Regions from separate parts of the Homo sapiens genome. Here region 2 is linked to region 1. A link is an interaction called in ENCODE POLR2A ChIA-PET data of the cell type or tissue named here. Cell type or tissue: OCI-LY7. All regions are shown on one strand. Links, peaks and the distances in the headings refer to the core of each region. The heading gives the core; the rest is flanking DNA.

The links. ChIA-PET counts read pairs that join two places held together with the same protein. Peaks named below come from ENCODE experiments on the same cell type or tissue, not always from the same donor. Only the 100,000 strongest peaks of a DNase experiment are listed, where the experiment ranks them.
Region 2: POLR2A ChIA-PET joins it to region 1 with 5 read pairs; 5 of 35 experiments call an interaction of 5 or more read pairs at or near these places.

Annotation. Positions count from the first base shown.
Region 1 is chr17:2,488,032-2,496,365 of GRCh38, forward strand. The region is part of intron 2 of METTL16 (methyltransferase 16, RNA N6-adenosine); the gene reads right to left. Among named protein-coding and RNA genes, the nearest start is that of METTL16, 20 kb to the right of the region's middle. RefSeq lists a silencer at 1,307-1,406 and enhancers at 3,066-3,135, 7,393-7,893. In OCI-LY7, for the core only: no CTCF peak of the experiment used is centred there; DNase peaks (open chromatin) are centred at 1,490 and 3,190; H3K4me3 peaks cover 2,701 bases; H3K27ac peaks cover 3,690 bases.
Region 2 is chr17:2,540,014-2,548,347 of GRCh38, forward strand. No RefSeq gene overlaps it. Among named protein-coding and RNA genes, the nearest start is that of METTL16, 32 kb to the left of the region's middle. In OCI-LY7, for the core only: CTCF peaks have their summits at 3,610 and 3,810; DNase peaks (open chromatin) are centred at 2,638, 3,594 and 4,108; H3K4me3 peaks cover 1,383 bases; H3K27ac peaks cover 1,791 bases.

The DNA of each region.
Region 1 (8,334 bases), core at 20-8,019:
TAAAAATCATGCAGTACACCTTAAATATAGACAATTTCAACTCTAAAAAATGAAAAAAACCTCAAAAGATTTGAAAACAGGACCTCAAAAAGATATCTGCACACCCATATTTACTGCAGCATTAACCCCAACAGCCAAGAGGTGAAAGCAACCTAAAGGTCCACTGACAGATTAACAGATAAAGCAAATGTGGTATATACACAAAATGGAATACTATTCTGCCTTTAAAAAGAAGGAAATCCCAGCCCGGCGCAGTGGCTCACGCCTGTAATCCCAACACTTTGGGAGGCTGAGGTGGGCAGATCACCTGAGGTCAGGAGTTTGAGACCAGCCTGGCCAATATGGTGAAACCCCATCTCTACTAGAAATACAAAAATTAGCCAGGCTTGGTGGTGGGCGCTTATGATCCCAGCTACTCGGGAGGCTGAGGCAGGAGAATCGCTTCAACCCGGGAGGCGGATAGGTTGCAGTGAGCAGAGATAGTGCCACTGCACTCCAGCCTGGGCAACAGAGCAAGACTCCGTTCCCCACCCACCAAAAAAACAAATTAAAAAAAACAAAAAAAAGGAAATCCTGTCACGTGCTAGAACATGGATAAGTCTTTGAGGATATCAAGCTAAGTGAAATAAGCGAGTCAAAAACAACAAATACTGCATGATTCTACTTTAAGGTAAAGGTATCTAAAGTAGTCTAACTCATGAAAAGGTTCTAGAAATCTGCACAACAACAAGCACAGGGTTAACACACTGTACACTTAAACTGGATTAAGATGGGACATTCTACGTTGCGTTTCTCACAACAATAAAAAAAATTAAGTGGCCTTAAATTATTATTCGCGTACTGTACTGACATCCTTCCCACTTTTCAACTCTCTGATACAGAAGACTTATTGAAGAAAATGTCCACTTTTTAAACACTCTCATGGGTCAAATAAGCAATTAGATAGTAATATACAAAAACACAGATCCTGAAACAATGGAAACAACCATTACTGATAACCCTAAGTTAACCAAAGAATCCAAAATCCTACTGGCAAAATAAAAAATTGTACCTCGATCAATCAAGCTAAACTTTTCATTCTTTTTTTTTTATTTTTTTTTATTTTTTGTAGAGAAGGGGTCTCACTATATTGACCAGGCTGATCTTGAACTCCTGGCCTCAAGCAATAGCTTCCCAAAATGTTGTGATTACAAGCATAAAGCAGCTTGAAGCCAGGCCTTCAGGCTGATCTTTTAAATGCCATTCCTATGCTAACTAAAGAGCAACTAACAGAAAAGAAAAATCTAGTCATCCAAACACCTCTTTGCCCTTTCCAGGCATAGTTAAGAATACTGTGATTTCGGCCGGGCGCAGTGGCTCACATCTGTAATCCCAGCACTTTGGTAGGCCGAGGCAGGCAGGTCACCTGACGTCAGGAGTTTGAGAGCAGCCTGGCCAACACGGTGAAACCCCGTCTCCACTAAAAGTACAAAAATTAGCCGAGCGTGGTGGCAGGCAACTGTAATCGCCATTTAATAGAGACGGTGAAATCCCGTCTCTACTAAAAATGCAAAAAAAATTAGCTGGGCGTGGTGGCACGTGCCTGTAACCCCAGCTACTAAGGAGGCTGAGGCAGGAGAATCGCTTGAACCTGAGAGGTGGAGGTTGCAGTGAGCCAAGATCACGCCACTGCACTCCAGCCTGGATGACAGAGCGAGACTCAAAAAAAAAAAAAAAAACGAATACTGCGATTTCCTAGCAATGCCCAGTGACTTACCCTAAATTCAGTGAAGCTTAAAAAGAAAGAAAAATAAGTCCAGTGATAAAAGAGGAACTGTTAAATTTAAGTTTTGTACTACAGAAAATTTAGGAACAACCTAAAAGTAATCAGTATGGAATTGGCTAAATAAGCTATAATATAACCATGCAAGAAAATCCTATACAGTTATTACAAAGAATAAGATTAGGCTGATCTACATATACTTGTATGAAGAGCGTTCCTCAATATATTACGTTTGAAAAAGAAGTTGAGTAGAAGTATATATGTACATTCTGATTGCATTCTTGTAAAAACAAAACAAAAAGACCCTGTATAAACAGATGCAGAGGAAAAGTCTGGAAGGTAAGTAGGGACTCGATATGCACGCAGGTGGGTAGATGCGTCGGGTGGAGACTTCCTTCACCTCACATTTCTGTATTATCTAAACACATTTAATTACATAATTCCACTTTTTTTTTAACTAAATATGTAAACTCTCTTCATACAAGTGTATGTGGATCAGCCCAGTCTTATTCTTTTTAATGACTGCACTGTACTCGCTTGGGGGGATGTATTACAGCTTTTGTAACTTTATGCAAAATGCTTACAGTATAATGTCAAATGGGGGAGAAGACGACGAATGATTGTATGTAACTACAACTACAACCACAAAAATTCCTACGTATGAATAAAGACAAGGGCTTAGAAAGATGAGATTACGGACTAATTTCATCTTTTAGGGTGAAAGAACTGACTTTTTGTATGTATGTGACATTACCATTATAAATGTAGTTAGGAAAAATATATTTCTCTAATTTTCCCATTAAGGGGTCTATAATGTCTGTATAGTAAAAAATAATTCCTTTTTTGAAAACCAGAAAACAGGTCCTTGGTTCTAGAATATCTGCTCTCTGTAACACAGTGACAGCAATCACCAAAAGATAGTGCTGCAGCTGTAGGGCTCATCATAAAGCTTCAAGAGACATTTTGGGCAAGAGAACAATGTAATTAATGTTTTCCAAGGGCCTTCAAAGAAAGTTGTTGCTTACATAAACAATTCTTGTTATTCAAATATATATATATATTCAACTTACAAAATGATGAACTAGAGCACACAATTTATTCACAAGGAACTATATCCTAAAAAAGTACAAGACATTAAGCTGAGGCTAGTTTCATGGAAGGAAATAAAGTGAACACCAATGAAGAGCTGATTGTTAGACTTTGTTGTTTATTTTCTTTTCTGAAAAGATCCAGACACTAGTCTGAGTGTCAAAAATACTTTTGTTGGGCAAAGTCAAGTCACTCGACTTCACTAGTTAAGAATCTAGGTCACGTTAGCACTCTGGGACATTCAAAAAACCTGAACACAGACAGGCAAGATCTTTTCTCATTCTCATTTCAGAGATCACAGGGAGGCCCAGGAACTAAAATTAGCTCTCACGTGAAAATCAGCAGTTTATTCATTTTCAGTCTTTGTTGTTTGTTTAACACATTCAGCTTCCCAAAATAGCCTATTGTCAACAGGCTCATGGCCGATTTCCCCAGAATGACTCCTGCTCTACCACTGATGAATACAGTATTACCATTACAGATGGATTTTGAACAGACACATTTCTGTAATCCATTGTTAAAATAACAATCATTCTAATCCTGTAGAAGCTGAACCTGATGCAACAAAAACAAAAGCCAAAAGCCTCCCAGTGTTACTCCAAGGTTGGTTTCTAGTCTTTAGATGGTCACTGAGGTGCTAAAAATGGTACAGTCTACCCAGCATGATAAAGCCCTTCCATGCTAGGTCTTTGGTTTAAAAACAAATCAGTTGGCCGGGCACGGTGGCTCACACCTGTAATGTCAGCACGTTGGGAGGCCAAGGCGGGTGAATCACGAGGTCAGGAGATGGAGACCATCCTGGCTAACACGGTGAAACCCCGTCTCTATTAAAAATACAAAAAATTAGCCAGGCGTGGTGGTGGGAGCCTGTAGTTCCAGCTACTCCGGAGGCTGAGGCAGGAGAATGGCATGAACCTGGGAGGCAGAGCTTGCAGTGAGCCGAGATCGCGCCACTGCACTCCAGCCTGGGCGACAGAGCGAGACACCGTCTCACAAAAAAAAAAAAAAAAAAAATCAGTTAAAATAAATAAAAATAAAAACAAATAGGGCTGGGCGCGGTGGCTCACGCCTGTAACCCCAGCACTTTAGGAGGCCAAGGCTGACGGATCACGAGGTCAGGAGATCGAGACCATCCTGGCTAACACGGTGAAACCCTGTCTCTACTAAAAATACAAAAAATTAGCCGGGCGTGGTGGCGGGTGCCTGTAGTCCCAGCTACTCGGGAGGCTGAGGTAGGAGAATGGCGTGAACCTGGGAGGCGGAGCTTGCAGTGAGCCGAGATTGCGCCACTGCACTCCAGCCTGGGCGACAGAGCAAGACTCCGTCTCAAAAATAAACAAATAAATAAATAAAAACAAATCGGTTAAGTGTCACATTCTATTCAAGCTGAACTGACAGTGCTGAACTAAATTGTAGGCTGTCCCTATGGAACTGATTATTGTGAAAAAACACAAACTAAAATCTAATTGCAATGGTCAGATATGATTATAACAAAGCAGTGACATGCAGGGGAGAAAAATAAGATATCAGAGTAGCAATCCTTGCCACCTTACTTATACCAGGCTTAACAACAATATGAGCACCTACCATGAACTCAGTGTCCATAGAATGCTAGTCATTCTACACAACTGCTAACCTTCATGAGGATGTCCTCTCATCCCTCCTTTTCAGGTGAGAAGATTCAGTCTCAGTAAAGCTAAGAAAATTACATAAAATCTCACAGCTAAGGCCGGCCACAGTGGCTCACACCTGTAATCCCAGCACTTTGGGAGGCTGAGGCAGGTGGATCAAGAGGTCAGGAGTTTGAGACCAGCCTGGCCAACATGGTGAAACCCCGTCTCTACTAAAAATAAAAAATAAAAAAATTAGCCAGGTGTGGTGGTTGGCACCTATAATCCCAGCAACTCAGGACGCTGAGGCAGGAGAATTGCTTGAACCCCAGGAGGCAGAGGTTGCAGTGAGCCAAGAACACGCCACTGCACTCCAGCCTGGGCAACAGAGCAAGACTCCGTCTCAAAAAAAAAAAAAAAAAAACAACAAAAAAAACACAGCTGGAACTGGCACCCTCAAGACTGATACTTAACAAGACTAACTTAGAAATGTCCCCTTTCCAAAACACCCCTGATTCCCTTAAGAGACCACTTAGGAGTTAAGCAAATAAGTGACACTCTGACCCACTGAAGGTCTAATGTTTTGTGTGACATTTCTTTTCCATCATTAGTTGAGTTTATATTTTGGTGATTCTTCTTTTTTTTTTTTTTTTTGAGACAATTTCAGCTCACTGCAAGCTCCGCCTCCCGGGTTCATGCCATTCTCCTGCCTCAGCCTCCTGAGTAGCTGGGATTAGAGGTGCGTGCCACCACGCCCGGCTAATTTTTTTGTATTTTTAGTAGAGATGGGGTTTCACTGTGTTAGCCAGGATAGTCTTGATCTCCTGACCTCATGATCCGCCCGCCTTGGCCTCCCAAAGTGCTGGAATTACAGGCAGCCACCACACCCAGCCCAGTAATTCTTCTTTAATACAACTGACAGAATTAAATACAAAGCCATTGTAGGCTGGGCGCTGTGGCTCACACCTGTAATCCCAGCACTTTGGGAGGCCAAAGCGGGCGGATCACTTGACGTCAGGAGTTCGAGACCAGCCTAACCAACATGGTAAAACCCCATCTCTACTAAAAATACAAAAATTAGCCAGCTGTAGTGGCACATGCCTATAATTCCAGCTACTCAGGAGACTGAGGCACATGAATTGCTTGAGCTCAGGTGGTGGAGGTTGCAGTGAGCCGAGATTGGGCCACTGCACTCCAGTCTGGGTGACGCTGTGAGACTCTGTCTCAAAAAAAAAAAAAAAACCATTGTAAAAATGAAGAACATTCTACCAGTGCAGACAATCATCAACAACTCCTACCTAAGCAGGAAGGGGGAAGATTTCTGGGAGCTGCCAGGTCATTTACACCAAGGTAGACTCTCCTATGTCTACCACAGGTTCCTGCGAACCATGCGAGGTTGCAACTATAAATAGGCTCACATTGCTCTCATCTCTAAAAGAAAAACAAGGAAGTTCTCCTCAAGACTGCCGTATCCTCTTCCCATCGCCTCACAGACACATTTCTTCTTCCCTGTAACAAGTCTTTTTAAAAAACTTTTTAAAGATTACTTTTAATTTCTTTTCTTTTTGTTTTTGACAGAGTCTCGCTCTGTTGCCCTGGCTGGAGTGCAGTGGTGCAATCTTGGCTCACCGTAACCTCTATCTCCTGGGTTCAAGTGATCCTCATGCCTCAGCCTCCCGAGTCGCTGGGAGGTTAATTTTTGTATTTTTAGTAGAGATGGGGTTTCTCCATGTTGGCCAGGCTGGTCTCAAACTCCTGGCCTCAAGTGATCCACCCACCTTGGCCTCCCAAAGTGCTGGGATTACAGGCGTGAGCCACTGTGCCCAGTCAAGATTTACTAATTTTTGTGGGTACATGGTAGGTATATATATTTAGGGGGTATATGGGATATACATTGTATTTTTAGCAAATCAAATGTTTGTGGCAATCTTACATCTAGCAAGTGTATTGGTGCCATTTTTCTAATAGCACGTGCCCACTTTATGTCTCTATGCCACATGTCAGTAACTCTCACAATATTTCAAACTTTGTTGTGGTGATTTATGATCAGTGGTCTTTGTTTTTTGTTTTTTTGTGTGTGTATGTTTGTTTTTGTTTTAGTGACTCAGGAGACTGAGGTAGGAGGATTGCTTGAGCCCAGGAATTTGAGGCTACAATGAGCTATAATCCTACCACTGCACTCCAGCCTGGGCAACAGGAACCCTCTCTCTAAAAAAGAAAAACAAGGCCGGGCGTGGTTGCTCACGCCTGTAATCCTAGCACTTTGGGAGGCTGAGGCAGGCGAATCATGAGGTCAGGAGATCGAGACCATCCTGGCCAACATGGTGAAACCCCATCTCTACTAAAATACAAAAAAACAGCCAGGCATGGTGGCGTGCACCTGTAGTCCCAGATACTCGAGAGGCTGAGGCAGAGGAATCGTTTGAACCCGGGAGCCGGAGGTTGCACATCTTATTATTTAAGAAACATTTTAAGGCCATAGATAGTGATTCCTCAGACAGATCTAGGCAAAGTAAATTGAAAACCTTCTGGAAAAGATTCAGCATTCTAGATGCCATTAAAAACATTCAGGATTGGCCAGGCATGGTGGCTCATGCCTGTAATCCCAATACTTTCAGAGGTCGAGAGAGGCAAATCACTTGAGCCCAGGAGTTCAAGACCAGATGGGGTGAAACAACAACGACAAAAAATTAGCTGGGTGTGGCAGCACACACCCAGTCCCAGCTACTTGGGAGGCTGAGGTAAGAGGATCACCTGAGCCCGGGGAGGTTGAGGCTACTGTGAGCCACAATTATACCACTGCACTCTAGCCTGGGCAACAGAGTGAGACCCTGTCTCAAAAACACAAAAAATAAAAGAACATTTGGGATTGATGAGAGGAGGTCATTATCAACATTAATCGAATATGAAAAAGATGATTTCGGCTGGGTGCGGTGGCTCACGCCTGTAATCCCAGCACTTTGAGAGGCCAAGGTGGGCGGATCACGAGGTCAGGAGTTCGAGACCAGCCTGGCTAACATGGTGAAACACTGTCTCTACTAAAAATACAAAAATTAGCCAGGTGTGGTTGTGCGCACCTGTAATCCCAGCTAGCCAGGAGGCTGAGGCAGAAGAATCCCTTGAACCCAGGAGGTGGAGGCTGCAGTGAGCTGAGATCCGGCCACTGCACCCCAGCCTGGGTGACAGAGAAAGACTCTGTCTCAAAAAAAAAAAAAAAAAGAAAAAGATTATTTCAACCCTCATAGGTGAGTCTGACGGGCTCAAGACTTCAGCATGGGAAGTAACTGCAGATGTGCTGAAAATAGCAAGAGAACTAGAATTAAAAGTGAAGACCGGCCGGGCGCGGTGGCTCACGCCTGTAATCCCAGCACTTTGGGAGGCCGAGGCAGGCGGGTCACTTGAGGTCAGCAGTTTGAGATCAGCCTGGCCAACATGGCAAAACCTTGTCTCTACTAAAAAATACAAAAATTATTTGGGCGTGGCAGTGCACACCTGTAATCCCAGCTACTCAGGAGGCTGAGGCAGGAGAATTGCTTGTACCTGGGAGCTGGAGGTTGCAGTGACCTGAGACCACACCACTGCACTCCAGCAGCCAGGGTGACAGAGCGACTCTGTCTCAAAACACACATGCACACACACACACACAAAACAAAACAAAAAAAAAGAAAAAACATCCTACACAAATAGTATTTTTATCTAATTGTGTTCAAGGCATTCATGGATCCTCTCAAAGTCCCTAAGTTCACTCTTCTCTGTATATTTCTGTCTACTTAGTTAGAAATATTTAAAAAAAAGTTCCAAATTACGTCAAACAGTGTTTTTTAGAGATGGGTCTCACCTTGTCGCTCAGGCTGGAGTGCAGTGGTGTAATCA
Region 2 (8,334 bases), core at 151-8,150, 52 kb after region 1:
TTAACCTCCTGAGTAGCTGGGACTACAGGTGTGTGCCACCATGCCCAGCTGTTTTTTTTTTCTTTTTTTGTAGAGACGGGGTCTTGCTCTGTTACCTAGGTTGGTCTCAAACTTCTTGGCTCAAGTGATCCTCCCACCTTGGTCTCCTAAAGTGTTGGGATTACAGGCACGAGCCACCATGCCCAGCCTCTTCTAAACATTGTCATAATTTAGGCCGTGTGCAGTCTCATGCCTGTAATCCCAGCACTTTGGGAGGCCCAAGCAGGCAGATCACTTGAGGTCAGGAGTTCAAGAACAGCCTGGCCAACATGCGGAAACCCAGTCTCTACTAAAAATACAAACATTAGCCGGGCATGGTGGTGGGCGCCTATAATCCTAGCTACTCAGGAGGCAGAGGCAGGAGAATCGCTTGAACCTGGGAGGCAGAGGTTACAGTGAGCCGAGATCGTGCCACTGCACTCTAGTCTGGAAGACAGAGAAAGACTCCATCTCAAAAAAAAAAAGACAAACATTGTTGTAATTTATAAGGGCACACACGTCCTGCTTTTTCACATAACACTGTATCATAAAGATTTCTATGTTAGTGTGTAGTATTTGTAAATATTAAATACTTGCATAGGCCGGGCACAATGGCTCATGCCTGTAATCCCAGCACTTTGGGAGGTTGAGACAGGCAGATCACTTGAGCCCAGGAGGTTGAGACCAACCTGGGCAGCATAGCAAAACCCTGTCTCTACAAAACATACAAAAATTAGCTAGGCGTGGTGGCACATGCCTGTAGTCCCAGCTACTCAGGAGGCTGAGGCAGGAGAATCGCTTCAGCCTGGGAAGCCTCAGGGCTGCAGTCATCTGAGATGGTGCCGCTGCAGTCCAGCCTGAGCGACAGAGTGAGACCTCGTCTCAAAGAAAACAACAACAACAAAAAACCTTGCTTAATACTGCAGGGTTATTGTTGGATCCCCGCTTTTCCATTTGTTCACTGTCATCAAAGGAGACTCAAATTTCACAGTTGCATGGACTTTATTTTTCTATAACTGAACTAAATGTCTTTCTTAAGCCCCAGGTCTCTGGAAGCAAAGAACATAATCAAGTCACTTCCAAGTAAACTCAGTGTTTGTGTGTGTGTGTGTGTGTGTGTGTGTGTGTGTGTGTGTATATATATATATTTTTTTTTTTTTTTTTTTTTTTGAGATGGAGTCTCGCTCTGTCACCCAGGCTGGAGTGCAGTGGTGCGATGTCGGCTCACTGCAAGCTCCGCCTCCTGGGTTCATGCCATTCTCGTGCCTCAGCCTCCCGAGTAGCTGGGACTACAGGCACCTCAGCCTCCCAAAGTGCTGGGATTACAGGTGTGAGCCACCGTGCTCGGCCCAGGTAAACTGTCTTAATCAGATTCTGCTGTTCTCAAGTCCTCACCACTCTGTTGCTGAGGGAGTTATGTAAATGTCACCAAAGAGCCAATGGGGAGGCTTCTTGATCTTTGTCAGCCTCGTTCCATGGTGGTCTCCTGTTCCAGGTATACCAGGTGAGCCATCCCTGTCTGTCTCAGGCTGGGGTAGAAGAAGGTAGGAAGGCAGCATTGAGGGAATGTGTGAGTGGGAGGCAGGAAGGATCTGCCTTGAGTGTGGATAACCTGCTGTGTAGCCACATCCTCATCCATCCATGTGGCATTCTCTTATCACAGCCATGAGATCGCCCCTCTCTAAAGAAGTAGAATGTAGAAGCTGGAAGAACCTGTTTCTTTTTGTTTTTGTTTTGAGACAGAGTCTTGCTCTGTCGCCCAGGCTGGAGTGCCATGACATGATCTTGGCTCACTGCAACCTCTGCCTCCTGGGTTCAAGTGATCCTCCTGCCTCAGCCTCCCCAGTAGCTGGGATTACAGGCACCTGCCACCATGCCCAACTAATTTTTGTATTTTTTAGTAGAGACGGGGTTTCACCATGTTGGCCAGGCTGGTCTCGAACTCCTGATCTCGTGATCCACCTGCCTCGGTCTCCCAAAGTGCTGGAATTACAGGCGTGAGCCACTGTGCCCGGCCAAGAATCTGTTTCTAATCTCAAGCCTAGACATGCCAAGCTACCATTTCTATTCCACAGTGTCCATGCCATCATGGTAGGAGATCTGCCTCTGGGGCTTACTGCCCTCCTGGGGCTTCCCCAGGAATCAAGATCTTTTCAATCCACTTAAAAGAGGTTTATTGAACTTCAGATGGGGCTGGGTGCGCAGTTCCTGTTCTTTCGCTTCCTCTTCCAATGCCCCACCTGTCTTCCCTCTCTAATGAAACCTTATCTGGAGCGGAGGTGCGGAGAATTGTTTCTCCTCTTCCTGAGTCTTTTGGTCTCACTCTTGAATGCACAGCTTGTGAGTTTAAAAACCAAGATGTTGTTGACTTTTTTTATCTGGTTCTATCCTAGGAGGGATGGTGGCCTTGGATTAAAAGGGATTTTGAGAAAGGGAAAGAAGAAACTCGTTATCATCTTAAATTATTATCCTGCCTCATAAATAATGCAGCAAAATTATCTGGGCACATGTCACCAGTGACCTTTGGCAGACAGGGTGGAGCAGAGAGCTGTGTATGAGCCAAGACCTGATGTCATTGAGGAAGGTAAAGTGAGGCTGGGGAGGCTGATGGTAAAGACAGCAGCATAGGCAGGTGGTTCCCCCTGTGAAAAAGGAGAAGGGTGCAGACTGTGGGTGTCTGAACAACGGTGGTTTGTGCCGTCCGCAGAGCTGCAAGTCATCACCCGCCCCTCCTCCCTCAGTAAGAAAGTTGGAGCACAGACTCAGACAATTAAGGGCGCCCTTTCCAATCCACCCGGACACAGTGATGATTGTCCAAAGCAATTGGCTTGCTCAGACAGCCAGAAAAAAATCTAGTCTATCGGCATAAACTGTTTGTTTTTTTTGTTTTGTTTTGTTTTTTGAGATGGAGTTTCACCCTTGTTGCCCAGGCTGGAGTGCAGTGGCGCCATCTTGGCTCACTACAACCTCTGCCTCCTGGGTTCAAGTGATTCTCCTGCCTCAGCCTCCCCAAGTAGGTGGGATTACAGTCGTGAGCCACCACGCCCGGCTAATTTTGTACTTTTTTTTAGTAGAGACGGGGTCTCACCATGTTGGTCAGGCTGGTCTCGAACTACTGACCTCAAGCAATCCACCTGCCTTAGCCTCCCAAAGTGCTGGGATTACAGGTTTGAGCCACCACGCCTGTATGAACTCTTTATGTGTATATAATCATATACAAAGTGATTACAATTTGCAGTGAGCCTCAGCATAAACTCTTTTTGTGCATGTAATCCGGATATTTTCTTTAAAATTTTTCCCATGAGTAGAATTGCTGAGCCAAAGGATAAAACTTATGCAATTATGATGTTAAAAAAGAAAGGTCGGTGGTTCACGCCTATAATCCCAGCACTTTGGGAGGCTGAGGCAGGCGGATCACGAGGTCAGGAGATAGAGACCATCCTGGCTAACATGGTGAAACCCCGTCTCTACTAAAAATACAAAAAAAAAAAAAAATTAGCCGGGCGTGGTGGCGGGCGCCTGTAGTCCCAGCTCTTCCGGAGGCTGAGGAGGAGCTCTGTCCCCTAGGGGCTGAAGTGCAGTGGTGCCATCATAGCTTACTGCAACCTGGAACTCCTGAGCACAGGTGATCCTCCCACCTGAGCCTCCTGAGTAACTGGGGCTATAGGCAGAGGCCGCCAAGCTGAGCTAATTTTTAAACTTTTTGTAAATACAGGATCTCAAGATGTGGGCCAGGCTTGTCTCAAACTGCTGACCTCAAGTGATTCTCCCACTTCAGCCTCCCAAAATGCTGGGATTACAGGCAGGAGCCACAGCGCCCAGCCAGCCATGGTCTTAATACAAAAAGTACCAAAGCTGTTAACTTAAAGGGGGATGAGGCATGAGTCATGGTGGTGGAAAATAAATTGGTACAATCTTTCTGTAGGAAAAGTGGTCAGTATGTCAATATGCATAAAAAAAATTTAACCTAGCACCTCTACTTTTAGGAATTCATCTGAAGGCAATAATTGGACAGATGTGCAAAGATATATATATATGCCAGGAAGTTTAAAGAAGCATGTTTATAATAGTTGAAAATAGACATGATTTAAATATCTAGCAACAGAAGATTGTTAAAAATAGTACTTCCGGCCAGGCACAGTGGCTCACACCTGTAATCCCAGCACTTTGGGAGGCCAAGGCAGGCAGATCACCTGAGGTTGAGAGTTTGAGACCAGCCTGACCAACATGGAGAAACCTCGTGTCTACTAAAATTACAAAATAAGCCAGGCATGGTGGTGCATACCTGTAATCCCAGCTACTCAGGAGGCTGAAGAAAGAGATTCGCTTGAACCCGGGAGGCAGAGGTTGCTGTGAGCCGAGATCGTGCCATTGCACTCCAGCCCGGGCAATAAGAGCAAAACTCCTACTATATATACATATATGTGTATACACACACACACACATATACATATATATGTATAGTACATTCACATAATCAAATATCTTACAGTCATTAAAAATTATGACAAGGCCGGGCGTGGTGGCTCACAGCTGTAATCCCAGCACTTTGGGAGGCTGAGGCGGGCAGATCATGAGGTCAGGAGTTCGAGACCAGCCTGGCCAATATGGTGAAACCCCGTCTCTACTAAAAATACAAAAATTAGCTGGGAGTGGTGGTATGTGCCTGTTGTCCTAGCTACTCAGGAGGCTGAGGCAGGAAAATCACTTGAACCCAGCAGACGGAGGTTGCGGTGAGCTGAGATCTTGCCACTGCACTCCAGTCTGGGCGACAGAGCAAGACTCTGTCTAAAAACAAAACAAAACAAAACAAAACAAAAAACCACTTTGAAGAAATAAAAAGATAAAAAGCAAAACAAATAACAAATTGTATGTACTTATTGTGTACAACATGATGTGACATTCTGTACATTTTAATCTTTTTTTGTTTATTTATTTATTTTGAGACGAAGCTCTATCGCCCAGACTGAGTGCAGTGGCACGATCTCATCTCACTGCAACCTCCACCTTCTGGGTTCAAGAGATTCTCCTGCCTCAGCCTCCAGAGTAGCTGGGATTACAGGTGCATGTCACCGTGTCTGGCTAATTTTTTTGTATTTTTAGAAGAGATGGGGGTTTCATCATGTTGGCCAGGCTGGTCTTGAATTCTCCACCTCAGGTGATCCGCCCACCTCGGCCTCCCAAAGTGCTGGGATGACAGGCGTGAGCCACCGCGCCCAACCACATTTTAATCTATTTTTCACTTAAGGATCTTCCTGGGCCAAACTAGATTTCTTGGAAGCCATGCTTTGTTTCATTTCGTAAGTTCAAGCCTTTTTCTTCCTTTTGGGTAACTCCAGAATTCCTCACTCTCCTCCCCCACTCATTGCCTCTGCTTCTTCCCACATGCCCCTCTTCTCTTCCCATCAGGCTTCCCTAGTCAACATTCTTTTCAGAAGTGAGGCTTGCCCTCGTGACACCTCTCTTAAGTGGCTCAGCCTGGAAAATCCTCTAGGAGAGTTGCCCTTGACGACAGACAGACTCAGAGGTCACAGGCCCTGTGGGCTGTGGGGCCTGGTGTGGATGAGGGTGTCAGCCAAAGTGGCACTTCTGGGGCAACTAACAATAGATTACACAAAGTCCACTGCCAAGTAGTCGCTTGGGCTGGGCCGGTAAAAGGCCCTGATCAGCCGCTGGGAAAGGCTGGTCTTCAACCCTTGGACTCTAACCGCGGCAGGACTCAGCAGAATTCAAGGTCCTGATCATGAGAATGGCTTTGGGTCTCACATGTGCCAGTTCCTGCCCTGAAGCCTTAAGTTTGAGAGCAAGAAGGAAACAAATGGACAGGAAGACTCCCATGAATACAGGAAGCGCCCAAAGATCTCAGGAGCAAGCCCCTTCTTTAACTGAGAGCATTCACTTTCCCTTCTGATTTACTCCCCCAGAAAAACATTAGAGCTGACACCTTCTTGGTGACTTTGGATCATGAGCTCAAACACGATCTCAGAGCTTTGCCATTAGAGATCATCTGTCCTGGCCGGCGCGGTGGCTTACGCCTATAATCCCAGGACTTTGAGAGGCCAAGGCGGGTGGATTACTTGAGGCGAGGAGTTTGAGACCAGCCTGGCCAACTTGGTGAAACCCCATCTCGAACTAAAAATACAAAAATTAGGCCGGGCGCAGTGGCTCACATCTGTAATCCCAGCACTTTGGGAGTCTGAGGCAGGCAGATCACAAGGTCAGGAGTTTGAGACCAGCCTGGCCAACACGGTGAAACCTCGTCTCTACTAAAAATACAAAAATTAACTGGGCGTGGTCGTGGGCGCCTGTAATCCCAGCTACTTGGGAGGCTGAGGCAGGAGAATCATTTGAACCTGGAGGTGTAGGTTGCACTTAGCCGAAATCATGCCATTGCACTCCAGCCTGGGCAACAGGGCGAGACTCCGTCTCAAAAATAAAATAAAATAGGCTGGGCATGGTGGCTCACTTCTGTAATCCCAGCACTTTGGGAGGCTGAGGCAGGCGGATCACGAGATCAGGAGATCAAGACCATCCTGGCTAACACGGTGAAACCTGTCTCTACTAAAAATACAAAAACAAAATTAGCTGGGCGTGGTGGCGGGCGCCTGTAGTCCCAGCTACTCGGGAGGCTGAGGCGGGAGAAGGGCATGAACCCGGGAGGTGGAGCTTGCAATGAGCCGAGATAGCGCCACTGCACTCCAGCCTGGGCGACAGAGCGAGACTCCGTCTCAGAAAAAAAAAAAAAAAAAAAAATTAGCCACATGCAGCGGTGTACACGTGTGGTCGCAGGTATTCAGGAGGCTGAGGCAGGAGGATGACTTGAGCCCAGGAGTTCAAGGGTACGGTGAGCTATGGTCACACCACTGCACTCCACCCTGGGTGACAGAATGAGACACTGTCTCCAAAAAATAAAAATAAAATCAGGACTGTCTTCTTTGTAGACAGTTTGAAATTCTGAAAGAGACCGGGCGCAGTAGCTCACGCCTGTAATCCCAGCACTTTCGAAGGCCAAGGCGGGCGGATCACCTGAGGTCTGGAGTTCAAGACAGCCTGGCTAACATGGTGAAACCCCGTTTCTACTAAAAATACAAAAAATTAGCCAGGCATGGTGGCGCACACCTATAATCCCAGCTACTGGAGAGGCTGAGGCAGGAGAATCGCTTGAACCCGGGAGGCGGAGGTTGCAGAGAGCCGAGATTGCACCACTGCACTCCAGCTTGGGCAATAAGAGTGAAACTCCGTCTCAAAAAAAAAAGAAATTCTGAAAGATAGCTGTTGAATAATTGGCTCATCTGGATTACTGAGACTGGACAATTGCCAAATCTTAGAGCAGAAAATGACAGTGAATCATAGTATTCTGCCCCTGGCTTCTAGGTTGGTAAATATCCCAGCAGTCCGAGATAAACGGCTATCCCTGCCCTTCTTGGCTGTCTCCAGGGATATGCTATCATGTCCCTTCACATATTCTTTGAGGAATTACACACCAAGCGAGAATAGGAGATGGCGTATACTAGTTTTAAGGGAGGAGACCACCCCTCATATTGTCTTATGCCCAATTTCTGCCTCCAAAGAAAGAAAAAGTAAAAACTAAAAGGCAGAAATGAAATCCACAGGCAGACAGCCCGGCGCCACACCCTGGGCCTGGTTGAAAAGCGACCCCTGACCTAATCGGTTATGTTATCTATAGATTACAGGCGTTATATAGAAAAGCACCGTGAAAATCCCTGTCCTGTTCTGTTCCGTTCTGATTACCGGTGCATGCAGACCCCAGTCACGTACCCCCTGCTTGCTCAATCTATCACGACCGTCTCACGCAGACCCCCTTAGAGTTTTGAGCCCTTAAAAGGGACAGGAATTGCTCACTCGGGGAGCTCAGTTGTTGGAGACGTGAGTCTTTTTTTTTTTTTTTTTTAATTGAACATTGTTGGGTGTTTCTCGCAGAAGGGGATTTGGCAGGGTCACAGGACAATAGTGGAGGGACGGTCAGCAGATAAACAAGTGAACCAGAGACGTGAGTCTTTAGAAGCTCCCGGCCGAATAAAGCCCTTCCTTCTTTAACTTGGTGTCTGAGGGGTTTTGTCTGCAGCTTGTCCTGCTACAGTTTATTTATTTATTTTTGAGACAGAGTCTTGCTCCGTTGCTCAGGCTGGAGTGCAGTGGCGCAGTCTCAGCTCACTGCAACCTCCACGTCCCAGGTTCAAGCGATTCTTGTGTCTCACCCTCTTGAGTAGCTGAGATTACAGGCATGTGCCACCACGCCCAGCTAATTTTTTTTTTTTTTTTTTTGAGACGGAGTTTCACTCTGTTGCCCAGGCT